Regions from separate parts of the Homo sapiens genome. Here region 1 is linked to region 2. Evidence: chromatin loops called from intact Hi-C (ENCODE). Cell type or tissue: OCI-LY7. All regions are shown on one strand. Each heading gives the region's core, and the rest is flanking DNA. Links, peaks and the distances in the headings are about the cores only.

The links. A loop is a pair of places that touch in the nucleus more often than their neighbours do. Peaks named below come from ENCODE experiments on the same cell type or tissue, not always from the same donor. Only the 100,000 strongest peaks of a DNase experiment are listed, where the experiment ranks them.
Region 1: a loop joins it to region 2, with 2.8 times the contacts of the local background. A loop is called at or near these places in 11 of 110 quality-filtered maps.

What each region holds. Positions count from the first base shown.
Region 1 is chr15:72,140,126-72,145,466 of GRCh38, forward strand. SENP8 (SUMO peptidase family member, NEDD8 specific) reads left to right here. Exons shown (of 2, transcript NM_145204.4): 2 at 1-3,567. The coding sequence ends at 137. Among named protein-coding and RNA genes, the nearest start is that of SENP8, 24 kb to the left of the region's middle. RefSeq lists an enhancer at 1,648-1,737. In OCI-LY7, for the core only: no CTCF peak of the experiment used is centred there; no DNase peak of the experiment used is centred there; H3K27ac peaks cover 840 bases.
Region 2 is chr15:72,040,137-72,045,857 of GRCh38, forward strand. It overlaps MYO9A (myosin IXA), which reads right to left. Exons shown (of 42, transcript NM_006901.4): 2 at 5,588-5,721. It also overlaps the pseudogene EIF5A2P1 and the pseudogene RNU2-65P. Among named protein-coding and RNA genes, the nearest start is that of MYO9A-AS1, 50 kb to the left of the region's middle. In OCI-LY7, for the core only: CTCF peaks have their summits at 2,926 and 3,125; no DNase peak of the experiment used is centred there.

The DNA.
Region 1 (5,341 bases), core at 1-5,000, 100 kb after region 2:
TATGTAACACTGAGGCCTTGTGTCAGAACTTCTTTAGGCAACAGACAGAATCACTGCTGCAGCTACTCACCCCTGCATACATCACAAAGAAGAGGGGAGAATGGAAAGATCTCATTACCACACTTGCTAAAAAGTAGCTATTGAAGTATATTTGCGACTTTTGAAGGCTCCTCTTTCTGCCCTTCCCCATTTGTTGGATGGCTGCAATCTCAGTGCCTGAGGGAAGATGCCTAGTAGAGGAAAGCTTAATACTCTTTTTCCTGAAAGAATATCATCCTCTGCATTATCCCCATGGAACGTTTCACTTTAACCCTGACTGGGGAGCAATATGTTCTGTGAAAATATCTTGAAATTGTACACCAAAACCTTACAACCAACTTATTTGAACATTTATTACACACAGGGTTTACGTAAGACTTTTCTTATTGGTATATAATTAATTTCCTTTGGTCTCCCTTATCCACATTGGCTTATTCTGGAGGAAAAGCAGTGATCTGTAAAACAAATCAAGAATATATTAAATCTAGAGGAATGCAGAGAAGAAAACTATAAAACAGAACCAAAAACTTGTTGCACAGCCTACATAATTAAGAGATCAACTGGCTGGAAGCAGATCAAGGCCTAACTTCATTCAAGACCTAAATATTATGAGACTCAGTTATTCGGTTTTATGTGACATCTCTTCCATTCACCATGCACAGGCTTTTCCAGCTATCTATATAATGTTTGCAAATATTTGATAAAGATGATGTTACCCTATCTTCCTCCATCTGATTCCTGGAATGCTTGAAGAAAGGGGAAATCTTGAGTAACCTCATTAAAATTAATGTCTGGTGGACCTCTCAGTTTGCTCACTGATTGGGTAGACTTGCTACTCTGGATTAATAACTGCTTTTCTCTGCCTTGTCTATTAGCCATGCACACACTTCCTCCTTATATCCAAAGTTCTTTGGTTCTAAAATTCATAGTTGATACCTTCCCAAGGTTACCTGTTGTTTCAGATAAACATTTGTTCTTCCTGATAGTTATAGGTTTTCCTCTCTGTCCTTAATTCTGGCAGAATTGTTTTTAGTTATGTCATGGTAATTTCAGGATGATTTTTGTATCTGAAACTTAACAGACTTAGAGTTGGTTTGTTTTTTAAATATAAAGGAAGAAAAGTGACCTTTCTCAGCCCTTTTACTTAATTAAAAATGCAGGGAATGTAATTTGTAAAATGTGGAACCAAGAGTAGAACGAAATACTATCCCTCCAGAAGCACTGATGTGTTTCAGTTGTTTCAAATAGTAAACAACCAGATGACATGTTAGGTACACAAATTAATTCTATTCCTAATGAGAATTAGATTGCAAGGCCTATGAGACTTGAAAACCAAAGATGAGCTTCAGCCATGAAACTTATTTCAGCTACCTCCCCAGCCTAACCCTGCCCCCAGCCCTCATGGCCCAAAATAACCTCACCACTCAGTGACCACAGAGAAAGTAACTTGGTTCCTTTTAGCCGAGAAGGGAAAACACAGTAAGGGTAAATAAGTACAGGTTACATAGCAGGCCTGAGTGAGCAGGAGCTGAAACTAAAAGTCAAAGAGAAAGCTATCAAAAAAAGTTTCCATTTCAAGTCGGTACATTTTGGATAAAAACCAGTCCTAATGGAAGATGGGGCTAGGAAAAAGATTAGGAACTGGCAGTCATCCATAGAGGTGAAATACAGAGGGAGGGACAGCAAGAGAAGTGACAAAGGTCACTGATGATAGGCCACAAGTGTAGATAAAGATAAGAAAACAATGTTATTTCAGTGACTGTTGACTTAGGCAGCTAATCTAGACTATTAAAGTCAAATCCTCTCTGGGAAAAGTTATCTTTCTGACAATGCAAAGTATGTTTATTTAAATATCAGAGTATCTTCAATCTGAGAATTAAAGCATATGAAAGCAATCTTTCCTAACTCCCTACGATTCATCTTATAAGTAAATTTATAAGTAAATTTTTAAACTACACTAGTCTTTTAAATATATATAGAAAAATATATATACACACGTATAGACATGTATATGTAATCTATCTACATATATATAAAAAATGCATTTTCCAAATGCATTAGCCTGATTGGACTGTGCCACAGATTAGTGTCCTCCTATGAAATTTTGAGTATGTCATTTGTAAATGTTAGCATTATAAATTGCAGGAGAATTTAAGAATTGACTTGTATTTCACTGGATACTATAGTACCCGGTAAGTTACACACCTGCTTGACCACATACCATTCATGTTACATGACACAAAATAGGAAAAAATCTTTTGCTGGTATTGCGTTCCCTTCTCTCTTAGAGTCAAAAGGATCTATTCTGCAAAATTAATCAAAATATTCAAAAGGAAGGCAGGTTTTTCAAAACTGGGCTAAGCAATTATCAAACTGAACTAACCTGCTTTCAGATATCCTGTTGTATTGCCCGGTAAGTATAGTCACACTTGTCCAACCCGTGTCTCAATATGGAATTCAGAAAAGTTACCATATATAAACCCAGCTATAAATGGTTGTAGAAAATATAAGTATCAGTGGGTTTCCTATGTAATAGTGTTTAAAACACAAATATTTCAACCATTTGGCAAGGTATATGTTGAAGTTCACAAGCGCTGGTCCTAACCAGATCAGATAAAGTGGATTATGTTTCTGATATGTACCTAATTATTTTGACTATACTATAATTTTACAATATGCATATTGACCGTATGTTTTAATAACACATTCCATTGAAATGACCAAGTAGAATTTCTCAGTTACATGGGGCAGGCCGGGCGCAATGGCTCATGCCTGTAATCCCAGGACTTTGGGAGGCCAAGGCAGGCAGATCACCTGAGGTCAGGAGTTCAAGACCAGCCTGGCCAACATGGCGAAACCCCGTCTCTACTAAAAATACAAAAATTAGCCGGGCATGGTAGGTGGGCGCCTGTAATCCCAGCTACTCAGCAGGCTGAGGCAGGAGAATCACTTGAACCTGGGAGGCGGAGGTTGCAGTGAGCTGAGATTGTGCCACTGCACTCCAGCCTAGGCAACAGAGCGAGACTCTTATCTCAAAAAAAAAAAAAAAAGTATTTACAGAAATGTACATGCTATGGTGTTAGAGCATGAATGTCAAATCCAGGGTCTGTCAGATTCAGTAGTCTCATCTACAAAATAAACCTTGTTTTCCTTCTGTCCTACTCAGTTCCATTTTAAGACTAACAACAAGTTTGAAAACTTAGTTTTATATTGCTATGCAGCTAAACAGCTGTGTAAAAAATGGCTGATAATTACTGTTATGTACAAAAGAGAAACTTATTCAAGGATGGTGAATAGCAACAACTAACCTTTTTATCACTCTGTAATGTGCAGGGTACTTTATGCACACATATTACACAAGTACCTTGCATATTATATATGCATCATTATATATATTACCATATATATAAAGTAACTTGTACATTTTTGAGGTTCTATAGAAATATATAATCTCATTAATTCTTATGTTCTCATGTTTCAACAGGTACTGTTATTCTCATTTTATAAATAAACTCAGAAGCTCAGTCACGTGGCCTCCATCTCGTCTCACACTTTTTCCACCTATTCCTTTCTCCCTGTCCTAGAAAATGGCAAGAACTTCACACTTGAACATTTTAAATGTAGTCTAGCCTCAGTTTCTAAATTTCATATATTCAGCTGGTATGTTACAGAAACTAATAGTGAGAAATTGTCATCTGAATTAACTGCTAGGCAGCAGGACCTATATAACTGGCTTGGTTTTATATATTAAGTCATATCTGGATCAGCTCCTTATACTGCTCTGCTGGTTTAGGGCACCTTAAAAGCCCTACATTGGCCGGGCGCAGTGGCTCACGCCTGTAGTCCCAGCACTTTGGGAGGCCGAGGCGAGCAGATCACGAGGTCGGGAGATCCAGACCATCCTGGCTAACATGGTGAAACCCTGTCTCTACGAAAAATACAAAAAGAAGTTAGCTGGGTGTGGTGGTGGGCACCTTGTAGTCCCACCTACTCGGGAGGTTGAGACAGGAGAATGGCGTGAACCCGGGAGGCGGAGCTTGCAGTGAGCTGAGATCGTGCCATTGCACTCCAGCCTGGGCAACAGAGCGAGACTCCATCATCTCAAAAAAAAAAAAAAAAAACCCTACATTTTATGTCCTGTGTTAAATTACCTTTAATATTACATGTATATGAAAGACGGGAAGTTGAACAAGAGCAGCAGCGTGGGGAATCTCCAAAAAAGAGGGCTTAAAGGAATTGCATCAAATAAATGGGACTAAGCAAAGATGCCCTGCACAATAGTGGCAAAATTGGTCACTAAGTTCCAATATGAGGCTGAAATTCCACTTTGAGATGGAGTCTCACTCTGTCGCCCAGGCTGGAGTTCAGTGGTGTGATCTTGGCTCTCTGCAACATCCGCCTCCAGGGCTCAACCAGTTCTCCTGCCTCAGCCTCCTGAGTAGCTGGGACTACAGGTGCCCGCCATCACACCCAGCTAATTTTTGTATTTTCAGTAGAGATGGGATTTCTCCACATTGGCCAGGCTGGTCTTGAACTCCAGGCCTCAAGTGATCTGCCCACCTCAGCCTCCCAAAGTGCTGGGATTAGAGGCGTGAACCACCGTGCCTGGCGGAAAAATCAAGTTCTGAATACACTTAAATTTTCTTATGTAGGGAAAAACTAACATCTCAGAGTGTCAAACGAAGTGATAGTCGTCTTCAGTGTCAGCAGTAGGGAAGAATTATCATTACTCTGGAAAAAATCTTACATCCTGCAGTTTGCATTAAAAGACAAAGGCTGTTTCCGGGATCTTTGTCCTCCGTGTACCAAAACCAAGCAACTTGTATTTAGAAGAAAACCCTTTCTCCATGATGCAGGCTCAGGCAAGGTTTTCTACAGTAGGCTTTGCTTCCCTAGCCAGCTCCTGCTTCAGCTCCTCACAGCTGCTATCTCAGTCTTCATTCCTCAAACCTGGACAATGCTCACCTCCACCCTCACTCCTACTTTAGAGAGAAAATAGAAGCTGTCAGACATGAACTCCTTCAACTTCCCTGACGCCAGGTCTACAAGCCTACCTATATCTGCCCGTTTTGGCACCTTCTTCACTTATTTCTATTACAGAGTGACCTCAGAGCTAAGGCTAACCCTCCATCTGCACAGGGATATCCTGCAAACAATTTACACACATCATCACCATCAGTTTCTCTCTATTGCCTCCTTTCCATCAGCATTTAAGTGTGTAAAATCTCCCCTACCTTTACTGTTTATTTTATTTTATTTTGTTTTATTTTATTTTTTGAGATGGAGTCTCGCTCTGTCTCCC
Region 2 (5,721 bases), core at 286-5,285:
AGCCTCGGACAACGGCCACTTTTGCTGGGAGCCCGTAGATAGGCCTCTAGGAAGATCTGACTGCTGTTTTTCCAAAACAGTGCCCCGTCAGCAGGAGGCAGTTAAAATTGGTCTTCATCCTCATCCTTATCCTTATTCTAATGGCACTTAGATGCACTTCTTTAGAGGGGAGAATGAGACAGGCAAGTAACAAAAGGTTCCAGGAGAATCTCCAACTGACCTGCATACCAGGAAGACAGGGTGAAGACTTGTGAAGTCTATGCCATTTGCAGGGGGGAGGAGCCTGGCCTCTCCTGTTTCTGTGTGAAGACTTGGGATCAAATTAGTGAGGTGAACAGCCTGTTAGGAGGACCTCATCTCACTTTCCTGAATTGTTTTTCCTTTTCATTCATTAATTTTACTCCTCACCCTTCTATGTGTCTGCGAGCCTAATCTTTCCTGGTCGTGTGACAAGAACCCAGTATTTTCCGTTTTTTTGAGACGGAGTCTCGCTCTGTTGACCAGACTGGAGTGCAATGGCATGATATTGGCTCACTGCAACCTTTGCCTCCCGAAGAACCCGGTATTTTCTACAACAATATTTTATACATTTCTTTCTACAATGATTATATAATTATGGCTTACCAGCAGGAAACAAAAAAATAAAGAATAAGTCACAAAAAAAGAAATCAAAAGGGAAATTATCAAATGTTTTAAACTAAATAAAAATGAAAACACAATATGTCAGAATTTGTGGGATAGCAGTACAAGCAGTACCTAGGAAAGAATTTACAGCACTAAATAAATATATTAGAAAAGAATGATCTAAAATCAATGACCTCAGAGATCATACTAAAAACTTTAAAAGCTTGTAATTCTAGCACTTTGGGAAGCCAAAGCAGGTGGATCGCTTGAGCCTGGGAGCTCAAGACCAGCCTGGGCAACATGGTAAAACTCCATCTCTACAAAAAATACAAAAATTAGCCAGGTGTGGTGGTACATGCCTATAATCCCACCTATTTGGGAGGCTGAGGTGGGAGAATTGCTTAAGCCAGGGAGGTTGAGGCTCCCATTTATTTGCAGGGTTTTATGGCTACAGCATATTCTTCACTCATTGCACACATGACAGACACCTGTACATCTTCACCTGCGTTGTATTTTCCTTGTATTTATTTGCCTAGTTCACTTTCTGGCAGTTTAAGATCCTCAGGAACTTCATCAGCTTCTGTCGGCAGGGAAAGGCAACTATCTTGAATGCATATCAGTTGATAATCATGTCTCTGAATATTTGGAACATCCACGTTGTGAACAGAAGGACAAATATCTTCTTCTTCTTTTTTTCCCATGAAAACAGCAATTCCAACAAGGTGAACCTTGGCATGACCAAGTTTTCCAGTTTTGGAAGTTAACATCTTCACTATTTTGCATGGTTGTCCTTTGAACATCATGAAGTCACTTTTCCGCAAGGTTGAGCACTGCATAGGGTGAGTGCTGGAAGCCCCAGCATCTCCAGTAGTTAAATCAATTTCGTACACCATGGTGAGCTGGGGAGATGGTAGTTTTTCCGTGGGAACTTTCAGCAGGCAAAGAGCTCCTTTCACCTGCGTACCTGCACAGGTCCCCTACAGCTGCAGAGCCGGTGGCAGCGGTGGCAGCCACAGCAGTTGCCAATAAGGGAATATTATATAAAACTTTATGAGAATAAATATGATAACTTAGATTAAGCAAGTTTCTTGAAAGACACAAACTACCAAAGCTTACTAAAAAAAAAAAAACAGTAATAATAATAATCACATGAATAACTCTATATCTACTTTTAAAATTGAAACCTTGTTTAAAATTCTCCCATAAAAAACACCAGGTCCAGATGGTTTCATTAATGAATTCCAACACTGACAGTAAAAAAAAAAAAAACCAGTTCTACACAACTCTTCCAAAAATACGAGGAGAAAAGACTTCCCAATTCATCCTATGAGACTTGATAATTCTATCAATGCAAAAGATTGAATGCAAAAAAAAAAGACATTAAAGAAAACAATGTTAGGCATGATGGTGCAAGATAGAATGCAAAAAAAAAAAAAAAAAGACATTCAGGAAAACAATGTTAGGCATGATGGTGCATGCCTATAATCTCAACTATTTGGAAGGCTGAAGCAGGAGAACCATTGAAGCCCAGGAGATTGAGACCAGCCTGGGCAACACTGTGGGATCCACTCTCAAAAAAAATTTTTTTAATGAGAAAGAAAACAATGTCCCTCATGATGTAATTCACATTAACAAAGTTTAAAATATAATCATCTCAATAAGACACAGAAATAACACTTGACAGAATGAATTTTGACATCCATTCCTGAAAAAAAGCTCTAAACAAGCTAGGAACAGAAGGGATCAAGCTCAATGTGACAGAGAATTTACAAAAAACCAACAGCTATCATTATAACTTAATGGCTAAAGACTAAATGTTTTCCCCTAAGATCAGAAACGAGACAAGGATGTTGCTTTCAACCACCTCTACTCAACATTATACTGGAGTAGCCAGTGAAATCAAGCAAGAAAAAAAAAAAAAGACATCCAAACTGGAAAGTAAGAAAAACTTTTTATTCACAGACATGACTGACTATATGAAAAATCCAATGGAATCTATAAAAAAGCTGTTGCAGGGGTGGGCAGGTGTGGTGACTCATGCCTGTTATCCCAGCACTTTAGGAGGCCAAGACAGGAGAATCACTTGAGCTCAGGAGTTCAGGACCAGCCCGCCTAGGCAACATAGTGAGACCTCGTCTCTACTAAAAATTAAAAAAAAACACAGCCGAGCACAGCAACACAGGCTGATAGTGCCAGCTACTCAGGAGGCTAACGTGAGAGGATCACTCGAGCCTGGAGATCGAGGCTGCAGTGAGCTATGATGACACCACTACACTCCAGCCTGGGCAATAGAGGGAGACCTTGTCTCAAAAAACAAACAAAAAAAAAAGGTTAATGGCACTAATATTTAAGTCTAGCCAGGTTGCAGAAGATAAGGTCAACGTGTAACTATCAACTGTATATCTATATACTAGCAACAAACAATTGAAAATTGTAGAACACCATTTATAATAACATCCTCAAAAATATTGAGAGATAAATCTTACCAAAGATGTAAAAGACCTGTACACTAATAACTATAAAATACTGCCAAGAGAAATTAAAGAACTTAATAAAAAGTTAAACACATACTTATCATCTGATCTAGTCATTACATTGCTAGATATTTACTGAAGAGAAAAAAATGCATATGTCTACATAAACTTGAATGTAATAGCCAAAAATTAAAAACAACCCATATATCCATCAATGAGTGAACAGATCTAAAAAATTGTGATATCCCATGGAATACTATTACCTTAGCAACAAAAAGGAATGTATTATCGACATATGCAACAACATGGATAAATCTCAAAATAATTATACCAAGTGGGAGAAGCCAAATATAAAAGGGTACATACTATGTGGTTCCATTTATATAAAATGGTAGAAAATGCATACTAATCTACAGTGACAGAAAGCACTTAACTGGTTTCCCATATATGGGTGGGCTGAGAGGAGCGTGAAAGAGGGATTACAAAGAGGTATGAGGAAACTCTGGGGATAATGGATATGTTCTTGACTGTGGTGGTGGTTTCATGGGTATATACATGTCAAAGTTTATCATGTTATACACTTTAAATATACGCAGTTTACTGTATTTCAATTATACCTACAAAATATCTTTTAAAAAGACAACAAAGTAATATTACCTTTTCCTTTCAGGTCTAAAACAAACACTATATTCCCTTTCCTTTTTTTTTTTTTTTTTTAAATTGGCAAGCAAAAACCGCATATATTTATGGTGTATAACATGATGTTTTCATATATGTCTGCAGTGTAGAATGGCAAAATCAACCTACTTAATGTATGCATTACCTCACAATACTTATCATTTTTTGTAATGAGACTAATTAAAATCTTCTCTTGGAAATGTTCACGTATAGGCTGGGGGCGATGGCTCATGCCTGTAATCCCAGCACTTTGGGAAGCCAAGGCAGGTGGATCACCTGAGGTTGGGAGTTCAAGACCAGCCTGACCAACATGGAGAAACCCCTACTCTACTAAAAATACAAAATTAGCTGGGTGTGGTGGCACATGCCTGTAATCCCAGCTACTCAGGAGGCCGAGGCAGGAGAATCCCTTGAACCTGGGAGGCAGAGGCTGCGGTGAGCCGAGACCGCACCATTGCACTCCAGCCTGGCAAGAAGAGCAAAATTGTCTCAAAAAAAAAAAAAAAGAAATTTTCAAGTATATAATGTATTGTTACTTACCACAGTCATCATGAAGTACAATAGATCCCTTGACCTTATTCCTCCTATATAACTAAAAAATTTGTGTCCTACAACCAACATCTCTCCAATCCTCACAGCCTTTAGTAACTACCACTTTGCTCTGTTTCTATGCATTCAACTTTTTCAAATTCCACATATAAGTGAGACTGTGGAGTACTTGTCCTTCTGTATTATCTTTCCTTTTGACATTGGATGGTATTACTTGTAAAACATCCCACAACTAAACATTTTTCCCATATTCTCTACATTATTACAAGTTTCGATGCTAGGCACAGCTGTTAAGCTTGCAGAAATACAAATATATCAGCAAAAATATTTTCACCAACCATCACAATGCAGTTAGACACGACCTGACTCTGCTTTCTCCCCTTATAGGGGGATATACAATGACTACAGTCATCTCTTTCTTTGCATCATTAATGACCCAAAGACATTCTCTTTAAAAAAAAAAAATTACCACTGTCACACTCTTCAATCTTCCACACCACCTTTTTTGCGTTCCCATCTTCCAGGTCCTCTTGGTTACTAAAAATAATGTCTACACTTCTATTTAGTTTTACTTCATCTTCTCACATCTATCAAATATTTTTTAAAGATATGTTTAAGAATAGGAACAGTATTTTTCTTTCTTTTTTTTTAAATTGCTGCTCCTTGTAGAGCAGGGCTACGCTGCAGGCAGTGTGCCCAGAATAGCAAGAACAGTATTTCTATAGCTTCTCAGCCTTTTGGCTAAGATCAAGTACAGTTATGTTTTTATAGTTTAATATCTGAAATGTCTTCTATCCAAAGACAATTTTTTTTTTTTTTGAGATGGATTTTCGCTCTTGTTGCCCAGGCTAGAGTGCAATGGCATGATCTCAGCTCACCACAACCTCTGCCTCCCAGGTTCAAACAATTCTCCTGCCTCAGCCTCCCGAGTAGCTAGGATTACAGGCATGCACCACCACGCCTGGCTAATTTTTTTTGTATTTTTAGTAGAGACAGGTTTCTCCATGTTGGTCAGGCTGGTCTGGAACTCCTGACCTCAGGTGATCCACCCACCTAGGCCTCCCAAAGTGCTGGGATTACAGGCATGAGCCATTGCGCCCAGCCCTAAATGAGTTTTTGGAGCTGGGAGATGGAACAGTATCTTGCTTGATCTACTCCACACATCGACCTGGTATTGCAGTACCTCCAGGAATGGTACACCCCCCCACCTCAAAGGATAAAAATCAAAATTAAAATCAAAAATAAGATTTCTATATATTTACCTCAAGTACTGGTCCAGCTCCAAGAATAATCTGTTCTACTCCACTGGCAAATCCTTTCTGACTGAGAGCAGTAAGGTGGTGAATAAGAAAGTTTGTGCTTTGAGTCTTCCCAGAACCACTCTCTCCTGAAATCA